2 separate regions of the Mus musculus genome follow, and region 1 is linked to region 2. The links are chromatin loops, found by intact Hi-C in ENCODE. Cell type or tissue: heart. All regions are shown on one strand.

The links. A loop is a pair of places that touch in the nucleus more often than their neighbours do. Peaks named below come from ENCODE experiments on the same cell type or tissue, not always from the same donor. Only the 100,000 strongest peaks of a DNase experiment are listed, where the experiment ranks them.
Region 1: it touches region 2 in a loop (9-fold over the local background); 19 of 42 quality-filtered maps call a loop at or near these places.

Annotation. Positions count from the first base shown.
Region 1 is chr11:115,349,391-115,357,390 of GRCm38, reverse strand. Hid1 (HID1 domain containing) reads left to right here. Exons shown (of 19, transcript NM_001346774.1): 7 at 549-771; 8 at 970-1,026; 9 at 1,957-2,097; 10 at 2,276-2,366; 11 at 2,654-2,805; 12 at 2,913-2,991; 13 at 4,642-4,806; 14 at 6,245-6,472; 15 at 6,793-6,899; 16 at 7,389-7,469. Among named protein-coding and RNA genes, the nearest start is that of Hid1, 14 kb to the left of the region's middle. In heart, CTCF peaks have their summits at 2,820 and 3,025 (motif pointing right); a DNase peak (open chromatin) is centred at 2,890; H3K27me3 peaks cover 6,171 bases.
Region 2 is chr11:115,198,783-115,206,782 of GRCm38, reverse strand. Tmem104 (transmembrane protein 104) reads right to left here. Exons shown (of 10, transcript NM_001033393.2): 4 at 5,882-5,963; 5 at 5,371-5,467; 6 at 4,571-4,651; 7 at 1,622-1,721; 8 at 1,200-1,308. Among named protein-coding and RNA genes, the nearest start is that of Tmem104, 15 kb to the right of the region's middle. In heart, no CTCF peak of the experiment used is centred here; DNase peaks (open chromatin) are centred at 4,342 and 7,698; H3K27ac peaks cover 628 bases; H3K27me3 peaks cover 1,254 bases.

The DNA.
Region 1 (8,000 bases), 150 kb before region 2:
ATAGCTATGCCAGGCACACAGCAACACTTTGTCACTTGCTCACTCACCTAACCTCTTGGATCTCAGTCTCCTCATATGTAAGATGAGGAGCTTGAACCTTGACATCTATGGACCGGATTCAAGTCATACTGTAGCCTGGGAGCCAGGGGATGGAGCTGGTTTCTGCTCCCCAAGGGGAGGCTGTCTTTTCCTTGCTCCTCTAACCTCTTGCCTGTAACCCCAGTGGAGGGTGTGTGACCCCAAGAACTGAGAAGGGCGTGAGCACGTTCTCTACAGGGAGTCCATCCCTGTGTAATGGACTCCTCTGCTCTTGGCCCAGCTTGTCCCTGATCAGAGTCAGCCACATGCATGGATAGGGAGGGCATTTTCTATTCAGGAAGGGACAAGCTCGTCCTTCTGCCTTCTGCCTGATAGCACAGCTCCCTGGCTGTGGCTGTGGCTGTGGCTGTGGCTGTGGCTGTGGCTGTGGCTGTGGCTGTGGCTGTGGCTGGAGAGGCAGGCGTGCCCAAGGGAGCATCCCTGCAGCCTTGCTCTGTGCTCTCTCGCAGACACGCGCTGCCCCTCTTCACTTCACTCCTCAACACCGTGTGTGCCTATGACCCTGTGGGCTACGGGATCCCCTACAACCACCTGCTCTTCTCGGACTACCGGGAGCCCCTGGTGGAGGAGGCTGCTCAGGTGCTTATTGTCACCTTGGACCATGACAGTGCTACCAGCACCAGCCCCACCGTGGACGGCACCACCACGGGCACAGCTATGGATGATGCTGATGTAAGGACCGGATGGGGAGATGGCTGGGGGGCAGATGGTATCTCCATTAGCACAAGCCATGGGCAAAAGGCACACACCATGGGAGGCAGCTCGTGGTATGCCTGGAGCGGGGGAGGGTCCAACTTTGGAAAGCTCACTGCTGCTATCCAGGCAGACCTGAGTGAGGGATCTGCTCACCATAGCTCCTCTCCTTGGCAGCCTCCAGGGCCCGAGAACCTGTTTGTGAACTACCTGTCCCGAATTCATCGTGAGGAGGTGAGTTAGGCACAGCGGGGGTGGGGGAGATTCTAACTGCCCACCATCTGCAATGGCTGTGCCTTTGTGGGGCTAGAGGAGTCTTGCTCTCCTGCATGAAGGAGCATAGCCATCCTAAGTAAAACAATGATGGCAGTGCTTGGGGGATTTCGATGCATTGAAAGGATTGGTGGGAGCTGGGGCTGTGTGGTTCAGTTGGCAGAGCACTTGCCTAATGCACACAAAGCCTTCGTCGATCTCCAGCATCACACAATCAAGATTCGGTGGTGCATGACTGAAAAGCCAGCCTCTGAGAAGTAGAGGCAGGAGGTTTAGAAGCTTAGGGTTGTTCTTGGCTAGCCTGAACTACAGGCGACTCTGTCGTTAAAAGTAAATAAATAAAAGAAGGAAAGAAAAGAAATGATTTACAGTCAGTCTTAGCTGAGCCAGGGTAACAAGAGGGCTTCCCAAAGGAGGAGGTTTGCTGAGAGGCTGGGGTTCAGGGGTGGGAGGAACTGCGGCCTTAAAGTCCAGGCAGACTCAAGTTGGGGGGGGGGTGTTACAAGGGACTGTGGCTGAGCATGTCCCCGTCCCACAAAGATCAAAGCTGAGCACAGCCCAGCTTGTGGGGTGTGCTCAGAAGCTGACAGAACTGGGGAGGACTCCTGTGTGATGGGGGATGGGAGGAGCAGGACAGCGGCTACCAACAAGGAAATTAGGTGGTCAGGGGTCCATCTGGGGGGTTGCCAGGAGCTGCAGCCTTGCGTAGGGGATCTTCTGACCTGCTGGAGAGGGGGCCAGAGGCTGAACTTCCCAGGGTACTAGCAGTAAGAGCCAAACCCAGGTCCTCTGGGCTCTGGAGATTGACAAGGTTATGGGAGAATGAGGAGACATCTGTAGGGTATAGCTGGAGGGAGCTGGACTGGAAGGGCCTCTGCTTTGCCCTCTCAGGACTTCCAGTTCATCCTCAAGGGGATCGCTCGGCTGCTGTCCAATCCCCTGCTCCAGACCTACCTTCCCAACTCCACCAAGAAGATCCAGTTTCACCAGGAGTTGCTTGTTCTCTTCTGGAAACTCTGTGACTTCAACAAGGTGAGCGGACTCCAGGGCCCAGCCTGTCGGTGACAGTCGTGAGGAGACATTGCTGATGGATTAGTGGGGTCCAGAGACCAAGGACTCGGGTAGCATCTGGGCCTCCACAGCCTAGGTGGGAGAAGGTGAGGCAGAGCTAGTCCTCTCACTGATGCAGCCCGCTCTCTCTCATTCCCAGAAATTCCTCTTCTTTGTACTGAAGAGCAGTGACGTGCTGGATATCCTGGTTCCTATCCTCTATTTTCTCAACGACGCCCGGGCAGATCAATGTACGACAGTAGTGGGCCTGGGATGCTGCGGTAGCTATGGGGTCTTGATTTCCGGTGGAGTCTAGCCAGTCTGTCCTACCTCCCAGAAGCTCAAGCCTGGTGCCCTACCCTCCCACACGGCATTTCCTTGAACCTGTAACCTCCCACAGGGGCTTCCCTTGAACCCTAACCTCCAACGGGGTTTCCTTGAACCCCTAAAGATGGGTCCTTGCTTCTCCCTCCCTCCCCCTCCCCCTCCCCCTCCCCCTCCATGCTCTGTGTAACGCCTCCTGTGTTGTATACCCCAGCTCGGGTGGGCTTGATGCACATCGGGGTCTTCATCCTGCTGCTCCTGAGTGGGGAGAGGAACTTTGGGGTACGGCTGAACAAGCCCTACTCAGTGCGCGTGCCCATGGACATCCCGGTCTTCACAGGCACACATGCAGATTTGCTCATTGTGGTAAGGGGGTGTGCATGGTCAGCCCTGAGGGTTGGGGTGACATTCTCTTCTTGGCTGGATTTGGAGGTAGTGGGTAACTCATGCCCTCCCCCTCCCTCCCTGTACAGGTATTCCACAAAATCATCACCAGCGGTCATCAGCGGTTGCAACCCCTCTTCGACTGCCTGCTCACCATTGTGGTCAACGGTAGGGGCCCAGAGCCTAACTTCCCCATGATCACCAGCAGGTGGCGCTAGGCCACAGGTTCACTAGCCGCCAGTTCCCGGGCTTCATGAACAGAAACAGCAAGCTACATGTTACAGCTAAGCTTTCTAGTACTCTAGAAGGGGCAACAGTAACAGAGAGCCCATGAAATGGCTCAGCAGGTAAAAGCTCTTGCCATGCAAGACTGGCGTAAAAATGGAAGGAGAAAGTTGGCGGCCCAAAATTGTCCTATGACCTTCACGTATACATGTATTACATACAATAATCAATAAGCTAGACATGAATAGAATATAAAAATCATTGAGGTAGCCTATGCTCTGTTTCACACTCAGTCTTCAAAATCGTGTGTGTGTGTGTGTGTGTGTGTGTGTGTGTGTGTGTATGTGTATGTGAGTGTGTGTTCTGTCCCTGCAGGACATCCCAGTTGAGACTGGCTGTATTGCAGACATTTAATGGCCACATGTGGCTGCTGGCTATTTATTGTGTGTTAAAGATTTGGGCTATCAGTTACAGTGTGGGGATTTCGAGAGCATCTTAAAGGGCTACAGGCTGCTTGCTCTCTGGGAAAGGAGCCAGGAGGGTTCAGGAGGGTCCAGCTTGGCTGGGGTTAGGGGGTAGCAGTAGGGTGGAGCAGAATGACTTTTGTGGATGTCTTTAGGCCAGCTGGTTCCTTGACTGGTCTAGTTAACATTCCTGTTGATGTAACAAATACGCTTAAGTTTATTTGGCTTATAATTCCCATCATTGAGCAGGGAGGGGAAGTCAAGGCAGGAAGCAGCTAGTCACATGACATCCATAGCCAGAAACAGCAAAACTAACAGATCATTGCTTGCCAGCTGGCTGCATATGCATGCTCAGATAACTTTCTCTGCTCCTAACTGTTCAGGGCCCAGCCTAAGGAATGGTGCCGCCCACATTCATAGTGGATCTCTCGACCTGAGTTAACAATTTAGATAATTCCTCACTGAACTCTCTTCCCAAGTGGTTGCGAGTCGTGTCAGGTTGACAGCATAAACTAACAATATACCGTCCACGGTGTGATTTGAACTTCTGAGTGTCTGGGGTGGCTCATGGTTCTAAGGGCTCTCGCTGAGTTGTGGGCTCTGTGTGTTGATTCTAACAAGTCCTAGTTGAATCCCTGACAAGCAAGGCCAGCTTTGAGAATGCCTCTGTAAACAAGACAGTCCCTGTTCCCATTCCCTGGGACCTTCATCTGAGCCAGGGGAAGAGGCAGACAGCAGGGACGCACACAGGTCAAGACGTAGTTTCCTCTCCAACTTCCACTCACAAAGCTGTGCTGAGGAATACATATCGAGTGACAGCATCTTGCCACTCTTAAAGGATGTCACATCCCGAGTTAGCACCCCTGTCCTGTCATTTTATTGCTGGGAAACGGGCTCAGTTTATGACCCTCTCTGAACCCCAGTTTCTTTATCTACACTCCTGTCTCTGTCCTTCCTCCCTCTGGGTTGGGGAGATGCTTGGGAGAGATGAGCTGAGTGTGCCTCAAAGTCTCAGGGGGTCTCTGCAGGGGACAGGGGATGGAGGACGGGGATCAGTTGAGATGAGCTGCCCCGTCCTGGCCTGGCCTCTGCAGGGATGGCCCAGAACAAGCTGACTCCTCCCTTACAGTGTCTCCCTACCTCAAGAGCCTGTCCATGGTGACTGCCAACAAGCTCCTGCATCTGCTCGAGGCCTTCTCGACCACCTGGTTCCTCTTCTCGGCATCTCAGAACCACCATCTGGTCTTCTTCCTTCTGGAGGTCTTCAACAACATTATCCAGTACCAGTTTGATGGTGAGGCGCTGACCTGAGCCCCTGTGTAAGAAAGCCTCAGCCCACGAGTCCTGCCTGTGCACTGATTGAGGCAGTGGGGAATCAAGGTGTGCCTTGTCCCTCTTGGAGCTCACAGCTGGGTATGGAGTCACAGGCAGGGGGCGGGGCTTTAGGCGGACAACCTGACCCACTGAACAAGAGAGTTCATTTAGAATTGGCCGGCTGGAAATCTCAGAGTGGGAAGAGCTCTGCTGGCTGTCACGCAGGTGCCTGACCAGCATCACAGGTACAAATATAAGTCTCAGCAAGCATGCGCTCTGTGGCCAAGCGCACGTCGGCCCCGAAGCCTTGGTCCCCTCATCCCTACGATGCTCATAATGCGGCTGCTGTAAGTCCCTCTTGCAGGGCACACATCTTTAATCGCAGAGGCAGGTGGATCTCTGAGTTGGAGGCCAGCCTGGTCTACAGTGTAAGTGCCAGGATAGCCAGGGCTACATAGACAAACCATGTCTCTAAAAACAAAAAACAACCCCCAACTTCCCCCTCCCCAGAATATATTGGAAGGCTTAATAACTCACACACGCAAAAACAAAACAAAAACAAAAACAAAAACAAAAACACCCAGCACAGCAAATATTAGCAATTATTGTTACTATTTCCAAAGTAAGTAAAATTTAGATGTATATTTGAGTGATGAGTGAGCATTCAGTAGGCAGAAAAGCATTGCTTGGGAAGGGACATGTGCAAAGGCCCTGGGGTAGATGTTAAGCTAAAGGCTCTAGACACGGGGCTAGAAAGGTAGATGGGGGCACTGAGTGCTCTGGAGAGCTTTGCGTCTTCCCCCGACAGCTGTGGGAACTTGGAGGTAGATGGTGGAGGACAGACACACACAACAGTGTCCTTCTGGACTTCCCTGTGGCTCACTGAGAGGTTACATATTTAATGTTGGGTTGGTGTGGGGCTCAGGCTATCCCACCATGCCTGATGATCCCTGAGTAGTGATCAGCTGCAAGGGGATTTCAAGACAGTGTAAGCAGGACACCGAGGAGCTCAGGGCTAAGCTGTTTCCCTGCAGCCTAACATCAGGGATCCCCACAACCTAACGTCTCGGTATCTTCATCACCTAATATGTAGGCGTCCCCACAGCCTAGCTTCTCGGCATCCCTCACAGCCTAACATCAGGGATGCCCACAACCTAACCTCCCAGTATCTCCTACAGCCTAACATCAGGCATCTCTACAACCTAACTTGTATTTCCTACAGCCTAACCCTCCACCATTGCCACTGATACCCATACAGTTGGGTCTGTCCCACTCTGACTCTAGCTACCCTGTCCAGTCCTTATCCCTGGGGCAGATGTCTTACTGTCATCTCATTAACTGCCCTCTGGTCCTGGAAGCCAGCCCAGATGTGGAGTGGGAAGCAAAGCTCTCTGAGGACAGACTCGTTCCTCCCACAGGCAATTCCAACCTGGTCTATGCCATCATCCGTAAACGTGCGGTCTTCCACCAGCTGGCCAACCTGCCCACTGACCCACCCTCCATCCACAAGGCACTTCAGCGGCGGCGGAGGACACCAGAGCCCCTGTCCCGTACTGGTTCCCAGGAGGGAACGTCCATGGAGGGATCCCGCCCTGCTGCCCCTGCAGAACCAGGCACCCTTAAGACTAGCCTGGTGGCCACTCCAGGTCTGGATGCTGTCAGGCTAGGAGAGTGTGGGGCTTGGCTGGGGGTGTATTGTGAGGGGGTGAGTGTGATCTCTGGGGTGTCTTTCCCATTTAGGAAGGCAAGGAAAAGCAATTCAGCAGCATGTAGGGGTGGAAGTACTGTGTGGGCCTAGGTCGCTTGATGGGGGTTAGAGGAGGTACATGGGCAGGGCTCAGAACTGAGATTAGCTATAGGAGGGAAGGGCAAACACAATATCTCAGCTGTGAATGGGGAGCACACAGCCTCTAGTACCAGAAGGGTACTATGGCATGTCCCTCTCTTCCTCCTGTGTCCCACCCAGGCATCGACAAGCTGACAGAGAAATCCCAGGTATCAGAGGACGGCACCTTGAGGTCTCTAGAGCCCGAATCCCAGCAAAGCTCAGCAGAAAACAGCCCATCTGATGGGGTAGGTACTGGGGATGCCTGGGAGATGGCACTGAGTGTCACTTAGTTTCCTTTCTCTCCAAACCCTCAAGTGTGGGAGTGGGTAAGGCCGGGGTACTCTGAGGTGGCCATGTTAGAACAAGGGACTCGTGGCTGGCATCACTGAACCAGAGGGAGAGGGGGCCGTTCACAGACCTCTCCCTTTTGTTTATCGGTTGCAGCAAAGCCCTGTGACCTTCGGGTTCCTCATCCATCAGCCTTATCTGAGTCTGGCCTTTACCCTGCCTTCTCTGTCAGCCCCTGGCCCTAAACCTGTCACTGGGCTGGGCTGGGCTGGGCTAGGCTGGCCCTTGGGCCCAGGGCAAAGGGTATAGGTCTGGACCAACCCTCTGGTGTAGCACCCCCCCCCCCCCAGTGCTGTAGTGGGGCCAGAGGAGACATGTTGCTCTATGGTTGCACCTTGTATTCATTTGTATCCATTCCTTCCCTGGTCACTATTTCTGGGAACCAGGAGTCCAGCCAAACATGGAGAGAGCAACGGAGATTGTCCAATGCATCAGCCAGTGGCCAGTGGAGCCCAACATCAGATTGGGTGAGGGACATAGCTGGAGGAGGTTCTGGGAGCTGGGGTTTGGGCAGACGGCACTGAACAGGGGCAGTCAGAGCTCCAGCTTCGGAAAAGACTAGAGTAAGAAAACCAAAGACAGGGACTGGAGAGATGGCTCAGCAGTTAAGAGCACTGGCTGCTCTTCCAAAGGTTCTGAATTCAATTCCCAGCAACCACATGGTGGCTCACAACCATCTGCAATGGGATCCAATGCCCTCTTTGGTGTGTCTGAAGGCAGCTACAGTGTACTCACATACATAAGATAAATAAATCTTAAAAAAAGAAAGAAAACCAAAGACTTTAGAGGCCAAGCTGAAGGACAGTCCCTCCAGTTGCATGATCTTGCCTCCTGTCTGCCCTTTCAGGAGTTGCCCATATAACTGATTCCTTTGTCAATCACCTTTGCTGAGTTCCTCCCCAAATCCCTTCCACTTCCTGTGTGTTTCCTGTGAGCCCCACTGATTGCTCTGGAAGGGTGTAATAAACATGCTTATGACCCTGCCATCCAGCCATCGT
Region 2 (8,000 bases):
AGGAGCGGATTCAGAGGTCTTAGTGAGTGCTTTTGTCTTACCTGTGGTAGGTACACTGAAATGCTAAGAGGCTATCAAAGCCTCCGCTGCACTCTACTTGGCCCCTGGCTGCCTGGTGGGTTCATGTGCCTATCCCCGAGGCTGGAGAGGTGGACCTGGCCGGCAGATAATTTAATCTGCTCTTGATACCTGTCCGACTTCCGATGGCAGCGTCAGGGATGAAATTCTACGAGCCCACAAAGTCCTGGCCAGGGCTTCATGCCCAGAGGGGAAACAGACCATGGCGCGGTAGCTCCAGAAACAGGCAAGACAGCCTCAAGGTTCCTTCAGGAGCCTGCTGGGCCAGAGAGGTAAAACCCATTCAGCAGTCCTTGGGATTAACAAATCCAGACCACAGCAACACAGCTGACGGAGTCCGTGGAACCCTGAGCCAGGATGGGGCTGACCCAAGTCCAGAGGCCACCAACAGAAAGATCCTACTCTCCCCTCGCCCCTTCACATCAGTCCAGCAGCCACGGCCAGGACTGAGCAGATCCCAGAGCACCTGACCATGTGCCAGGGCCGAGAAGAACCAAGCGGGGGCAGAAAACACAAAGACGAGAAGATGAAAAAGCTGGAGGGAGGCGTTTCCGAGCCCGCCTCTGAAGCAGGCAGAGACAAATGGCCTCTGGTGCCGTGTCGTCCTATTATCTGAGTCCTGTCTGGTGTATTAGTCAGCTCCACCCCCACCATACCACGCACGAAGCAATCAAGAGTAAGGCAGGCCATTCATCTTCTTCCCTCATCCATGGGAAGACAGGAAGAAGGCTGGGCTGAGCCCAACCTGCCTGAGGAGGCTGTCTGTGGAAAGGGTCAACTGTTAACAACATGTCTATCCTGTCACAAAACCCAACACTTGCCTGTATGTACCTCACTGGCGTGGAGTAAGGCCACCAAGACACGGGAAGTCTCCGGAACGCAAGACCCTTGCAGAGTACCCCTCAAACTGCATAAGCGCACAACAGACTGCTAGCCTGAACCTGGAGGCGCACTCCATGCCACACGTGACTCTGCGGCTAAGACCTCACTCCTGAGCCAGAGTGTGGCAGAGTGCAGGACTCTTCTCTGAACCAAGGGCTGAGCCCAGAAAGAAAGGAGTTTGAATGCTTTCTGCCATTCACGCTGGCCTTGCGTGCCCCAGCTGGGGAGAGGACACTCACCAGATAGATTCGGTAGACATCCACCCGGCGCAGGGGGCCCCAGCACAGATCAGTGTCGTTGTATCTGGCGTCTGTATCCACGCCGCAAGAGTCATTTCCAGAGACGCTGCTGAAGAGAGTAATGGCAAACTGGGGCTCAGCATGGGCAGGGAGTGACAGTGGGGCTTCAGCTCGGACTTCCCACAAACTACCACTTAGGACAAGCCCCACTTGGTCATGCAGCACAATGGCTCACAGGTCTGGGGATACAGACCGTGCCTTTGGAAGACAGAGGGCACAGCTTGCCCTGTGGTGAAGAAGGGCCCTGGGTGTGACATTCCTTAGGCTGTGGGTTTGTTTAGGGCTGTGCTTCTATGGAAGCCCCTCCTGCCCTGCCCGTGGGTCTGCAGCCAACCTGAGGGCGGAAGATGAGGGGTACTCACCAGGTCACCTGCATGAGGGACACGGGCACCGCGGCCGCGTAGATGGCGAGGTCTCCATACAGGTAAGTAATGATGCAGAAATAGAACAAGTTGACCCCCACTGAAAGCAACAAAGTCACAGGTCAGGGAGCCAGAGGCAGACACGTCTGCGTCCTTTTTGGACGCCTGAGTCTTTCTTTACTGCTTCCGCTGTTCTCAGTTCTTCAGGCCATTTTGCCTTCTACAAAAAGTGGGAAAAAAAATGACCCCAAATTCCTGTTTCTTATTCTGGCTGGCTAAACTGTGAGGCTGGCAGGAGATGCATCAGCTTGGGACTGGTGCCTGAGAGATTCGTCGAACCTGAAGATCAGAGAGAGGGATCAAATCTACACTGGCAGGCCCGGAGAGATGGCTCAGTGGGTGAAGGCATTTGTCGCCATGCCTGATGATCTAAGTTCAGTCCCTGTAGTCTATGTGATAGAAGGAGAGAAGCAATCTTGGCAGGTTGCCATGGGCCTCACCCCTGGCCTCAGCACACATGCCCCCAACCCCAAACAAAAGAAATAGTATAATAAATAAATAAATAAATAAATAAATAAATAAATGGATGGATTTGGGTACAAAGATCCAGGCACGAGCCCCAGAGAAGCTTAGACACGAGTAGCTGGGGCTAACCCCTAAGGCTAACACACGGTCCCAGACAACCAGCTCCAGACTCGCATTCGGACTCAGTGCTCAGGATGCCATGCTGCTGGTTTCTCTGAGAACAGGCAGATAAACGAAGTGACAGTTCCCTTCTAATCCTGGTGGCTCAGAACAGCCCACAGGTCCCCAGGGGAAAGCTCGGTACTTGTTAGTCCTAGGCTATGTGAGGTCAGCTATGTTCCTCGGAATCCTGAGAAAAAACGGCCAGGAAAACAGAATTAAAAAAACCAAACAAACAAACAAAAAAAAAAACGAACCCACGAAGGCACGGCGTGAGCTTTTTAAACATGACAGGTGTCATATCCTTCCCTGACACGTCAGAATTGACCTTGATGTGGCTTGAAGCTCCTGGGGCTGTCTGTCACTCATGACCCCAGGCTCTAGGTACAGCCCACTCCAGCCCGCCTTTCCTCTCAGATGGCCGATGCCCTCAGTGGGAAGGCATTACTGCCTCCAGCCGCTTCCTCCCACCCTCCAACAGCTACAGCCGTGGCTGTTTATGAACTGTCAGCCCTCCTTGATCAATAAAATTTCATTACTAGACACAAAGTAGGAGGATCAATGAACTTCCCGAGAGGACATTAATGTCTGAGCCTGGCATTTCTAATGACAAGGAATGAGTGTGGAGCCCTGGGGAGCCTTTTGTGGAGGGTGCAGCTCCGCCACAGGTGATGGAACAACCTGGTGGTCTGAGTTATTGAACAGAGAGGAGCAGGGGCGGGCTCTGGAACTAGAGGCCAGAAACGCTGTCTCACTGTCCTATATGCTCAGGACAGGATGCCCTGACAGAGGGTTACCAGCTCAATGTCCCCAGTACCAAGCCTGAGAAGCCCTGCAAGGAGGTGCCAGGGGGGCTCTTCAATGGCTGAGGTGGCTCCCACACAAATGGCTAATTTTTATGGAATGTGGGCAGACAAGACAATACAAACTGCTAGTGCATAAAAGTCTTAAGAAGTCAGGGCTGGGGCATGGGATTACATGCTCCTGTAATCCTAGCACTGAGGGCGAGAATGGCAGTCAGCCTCACTGCATCTGTGAGCCCCAGGTTCAGTGCAGGACCTTCTCTGAAAATATATGGAGGAAAGAGGAAGAAGATGTCTGATGTCAGCCTCTGGCTTCTACACGCATGTACGTCTGTCACGCACATACACAGACATGTAAACAAATAAGAAGGGAAATCAGGACGGGCTACAGAACATATCATCAAGTGAGACGGTTTAGAACCTGTGTGTGTTCTCCCACTGAAGCGCAGTCGGTTTTTTCCAATGTTGAATTTGGATAACGCCTAGCAGCTCCCAGAAGAGGACGCGTATGTGCTCTCCCTTGGTGGGGGCCAGTGACAGAAGGGGACACAGGAAAGGCATAAATGTGGCCTCAACAAAGCCATGCTGACTTTGATGGATCACGCAAACCTCTACTGGGCTGGCCCAGAGAGGAGAATGGAGCCCGCTCCAGCCAGCCTGTGCCCGCAGTCACCCTTCCTGGACCAATCACCAATCTGCACCTTGGATGGCACACTGAGCGCTTGGTGTTTAGTTCCAAGTCAAGTGGGTTCCCATTTCTGCAATCCTCCCCCCAGCACTCCACAGCCACACGCAAGACCAGAACTGACAGAGATGCCCCACTTGGCAAATGGGGAGGCTTTGGCAGAGGGGCCTAAGGTCTTCTACGTCAGCTTAGAAAGAAGGGCGTACGGAGGCTGTGCTCCACACCTGCGGAGGTAGGGACAGCAAAGGTCTATGCACTACTAAGTATTAAGCTCTATAAACAGCTCGGTTTCCAAAAAACAAGATTTGCCACAGAGACAGAAATGGCTATCTCTGGCAGATAGTGGCGTCAGGTGGACACCTGCAGGTTGTAGCAAATGCCAGCCAGGAGCAAGCAGAGCCCGGAAGGCACAGTTGCCTGAGCTCTCCAGTGCTCCATTACCGCTGGGCGACATCGATGTGGGCTTCTGGCTCCCTCTGCTGGCGACAGGGGGCGGGTGCTCGAGGCAGAGTCTATAGCTGTGGGCCACTGGCTCCTTTAGTTGGAAGGTAAACTAGGACTCCTGACCCGTCTGTACTAGTCAGATGGATAAGCCTTGTTCTTCAGGCTAGTGCGCAGTGAGGAACCCCAGGAAGATAACAGAAAGCTGGCCAGGCCTCCCGGCAAGATGGCTGCTCTGCTCCCACCCACCTGCCCTGCCCTTCAACACGGAGCCCCAGCAGTTTCAGCAAGGGTCGCATGTGCCCGTTCCACACACCATCCCAGAGTGACTGTTACCTTTATTGAAGAACATGGAAGCCATCTGTCCCATTTCCACCCGGTCTGTGATTTCAAAAAGGTTGGCAGATGAGCGTCTCTCTGTGGGGCCGGAACAAACATGGTTGTTCACCAGAAGAGCCCTGAGGGGGCTGCTTGAACTCTGGGAATTCTCTAGAGCAACTGTATCAGCAAGCTGCTGCTTCTCCCCTCAAGCCCGATTGAGTCCTCGCGCTTGCCAGTCAGCTAGGCCATCTTTACTGAGATGCACGTCCCAGCAGGACTAATCTTCCTTCTAGTATGTCTTGCTTCAAGCATTTGAAGTCTTTTTGATTTCTTTAGTTCTTTTGTGTGTATGGTACTGGGGATAAAGTCTGAGCTCAGGGCACACTGGGGAAGTGTATCACCAGCAAGCTTCACCTCACCAGCCCCAAGTCTAAAGAGAATCCAGGCACGCTTCTCATGGGGACAGACAGTGCCCCTAACTCTGGCCAGCACAGGACGAGACAGTGAGGTAAGGGTGTGTGTGTTTCGGGTGGGGGTGGGAGTGTGAGAGATGAAGCCAGAGACTCGGGCAGATGGATGTAGGCAAACCCTGATTATTTCAGTAACTGTACAAGGGCGGGAACTGAGGCCCAGAGCTTAGGTAATGTGCCAATCTATACACAGGGGACAGGCAAAGCCAGCAGAGGATGCTCTGCTCAGGATCCCTACTCCACAGGCCTTCTAAACTGACACTTCAGAGGCCGTCTGCAGGGAAACTCCCCGGGAACCGCTCTACAAAGACAGGGAGCCCCACTGACCAGCAGCCCAAGACTTACGCACAGACAGGATGGGGCGTTTCTCTGCCCTCTCGTAGTTGTCTTGGCTGAGGAGGTCACTGTCTGAGGCTGTGGACGAGTCTTCGTCATCCTCTTCCTGGGAGACAGTAGGATGGATGAGGAGACAAAGGGAGGAGAGAGCTGAGCCCGCAATGGTAAAAAACCCCAGCTGACCCTGGCCCTTGCCTGCTCATTCCTTCCAGAAGGTGTCCCTTGGAGGCTCTGAGTGTCCTGTCACATCAGAAGATGAAGACAGGAGCATTCCTGGGACAATAGTTCAGGACAAACGAGTGAGCTCCAGGTGGCTGTGTCAGGGACAGCAGCCACTATGTGTGTTCCCTTGAAATGTATGTGACTACTTTGCTGCAGCTAAAACTTGGGGCAGGGCTGCCAGGGAGGCCTGCAGAGACTGACAGGGTGAACAACTGAACAGAGGCACCGACTTGAGGACAGGGTGGGGGTGAGGGTGGGGCTAGGGGGGTTGAGGGAGTGCGGGGGGCAATGCACACACCTTGTGGGTCTCCATCCTCTTCCAGCGGAGCTGGGCATTGGCTGCAGCCATGGCTTCCATCGCAAAGGTGGTTGTCACAAAGCTTGGGGGGGAAGCCACATGTTAATGGCATGAGAGTCAGCAGGAAGTACAATCTGACCCAACCCACAAATTCTCAACCACAGCACTCTCTTCTGAGAGGTGTTCTCCACAGAAATTCTGAGATGGTCCTCCCTGGCTAAAATCCACGGTTCAGGGCCTGTGAGGTGGATCAGTGGGTCAAGGTGTTTGCTGCCATGCCTGATGACCTGAGCCGATCACTGAGACCCACATGAAGGACAGAGAGAACCACTCCTACACACACACACACACACACACACACACACACTAAATGTAAAAGGAGAAATTAAAGCATCACTGTGTACACCAAATGATTGCCTTGCCTCAAAGTCACTACCGACATAAGCGTCTATATCCCCTGCACAGGAGAGGGTTATGAAGTCAGCGGAAGGGAGGGTATGCTGGCTGGTTTTATGTCAACTTGACATAGTTTAGAGTTAACTGAAAAGAGGGGACTTCAACTGAAAAAGCCCTCCGTACGATCCAACTGTAAGGCATTGTCTCAATTAGTGATGAATGTGAGAGGGCCCTGCCCATTGTGGGCGGTGCCACCGGTGGTCCTGGGTTCTATAAGAAAGCAGCTGAGCAAGCCATGGATGGGGAGCAAGCCAGTAAGCCGAACCCCTCCATGGCCTCTGCGTCAGCCCCTGGCTCCAGGTTTCTGCCCTGTGTGAGTTCCTGTCCTGACTTCCTTCAGAGGTGAACAGCAACGTGGAGGTGTAAGCCGAATAAGCCCTTTATCACAGCAGTGGTAACCCTGACGAGGACAGAGGGTGACTGCCCAGGCTGGGGTGGAAGTAGGTGGCACTTAGCTAGGTGAGGCAGTCCTGTTACCCAGAAAGGGCCTGCTGGGGCAGACACAAACCTGAGGTGGCGGGCTGATTCAAAGGGGCCTCTTACAGCTTCTAGAAGGGACAGCAGGCATCTTTCTCTTGCTGCCAGAACACAGAGCAGTGGCCAACTTTCAATTTTACACTAACGTGAGGACCGTGGGGACGGAGGCTGAAAGCGCACCTCGACTCTGAGATCCAACCCCTGTTCCTTTGGCAGCACCTTCACTTCCTAAATAATTTGGCTCAATTTTAAAATAGTGTGTACTGTCTCTCTAAAGGGAGACTGGGAAAAGGTACTAGATGCTTCCCCACAGTCCCAGGGCAGCTGGAACACCCTATGCTTCCCTTCACAGTAGACACAGGGTGCTGCCTTTGGCTGCTGCAACCCTGGGGGTGAATCTGCTCAGGTTTACATTTTTCTAAAGACTTTCTGAGGACTACACAGCTCTGTCCTCACACCCTCCAGTACTTACAGCAGCCAGCAGTAAATGCTAAGCCCTACAATCAGGTGGGAAGGGACCTGTGAAGCTGCTCACAGCTAAACCCACATCCCTCCATCAGAGGGTCAAGGACCAGAGGCGGGGCATGAAGCCTGGGGAAGCCCAGGAAGGCTTCTCATTATCTCGCCTAACTGGTCCTTCTAAGGGCTCTGCATTTCTACGCCTTACTGGAAGCGAAACTGAAATCAATCTTAATTAAGGCGTATGAAGGCTTCTTACGGTTGTGCAGAGCCAACTCATTGATCACACTCAAACATAAAAGGGTTTAGCAGAGCGGGGGCGCGGCAGCCCCTACCTGGGGGGCCTCCAATAACCATTCTCCAATCATATGGCTGCTGCCGGTACTGAGCCTTTAAAGGGGACACAGCGACTTGGACAAGAATTCTTGAGCTGCCAGAGCATGAAGTACGTAATGAGCCAACAGTACTCAGAGGTTCACCCCCAAGGTTCCCCAAAATAAGTGACTAAGAAACCGCAATCTTTGGGTGTGATCCCCTCCCATGAGCCTCTTCTGGGTCTGTTCCCTTCAGCTTTTATCTCTGCTTCGTTCTCTCTAGGGTGCTCTTCTCCTCAAGCCCCTGATGTGGTACAGCTCCATCTCGTACCCCCGAACCCCATGCTTCAGCCCCTACACCCCAGCTCCCCACGCCCCCACACTCACAGGCTCTCACACCCCAGCTCCCCACG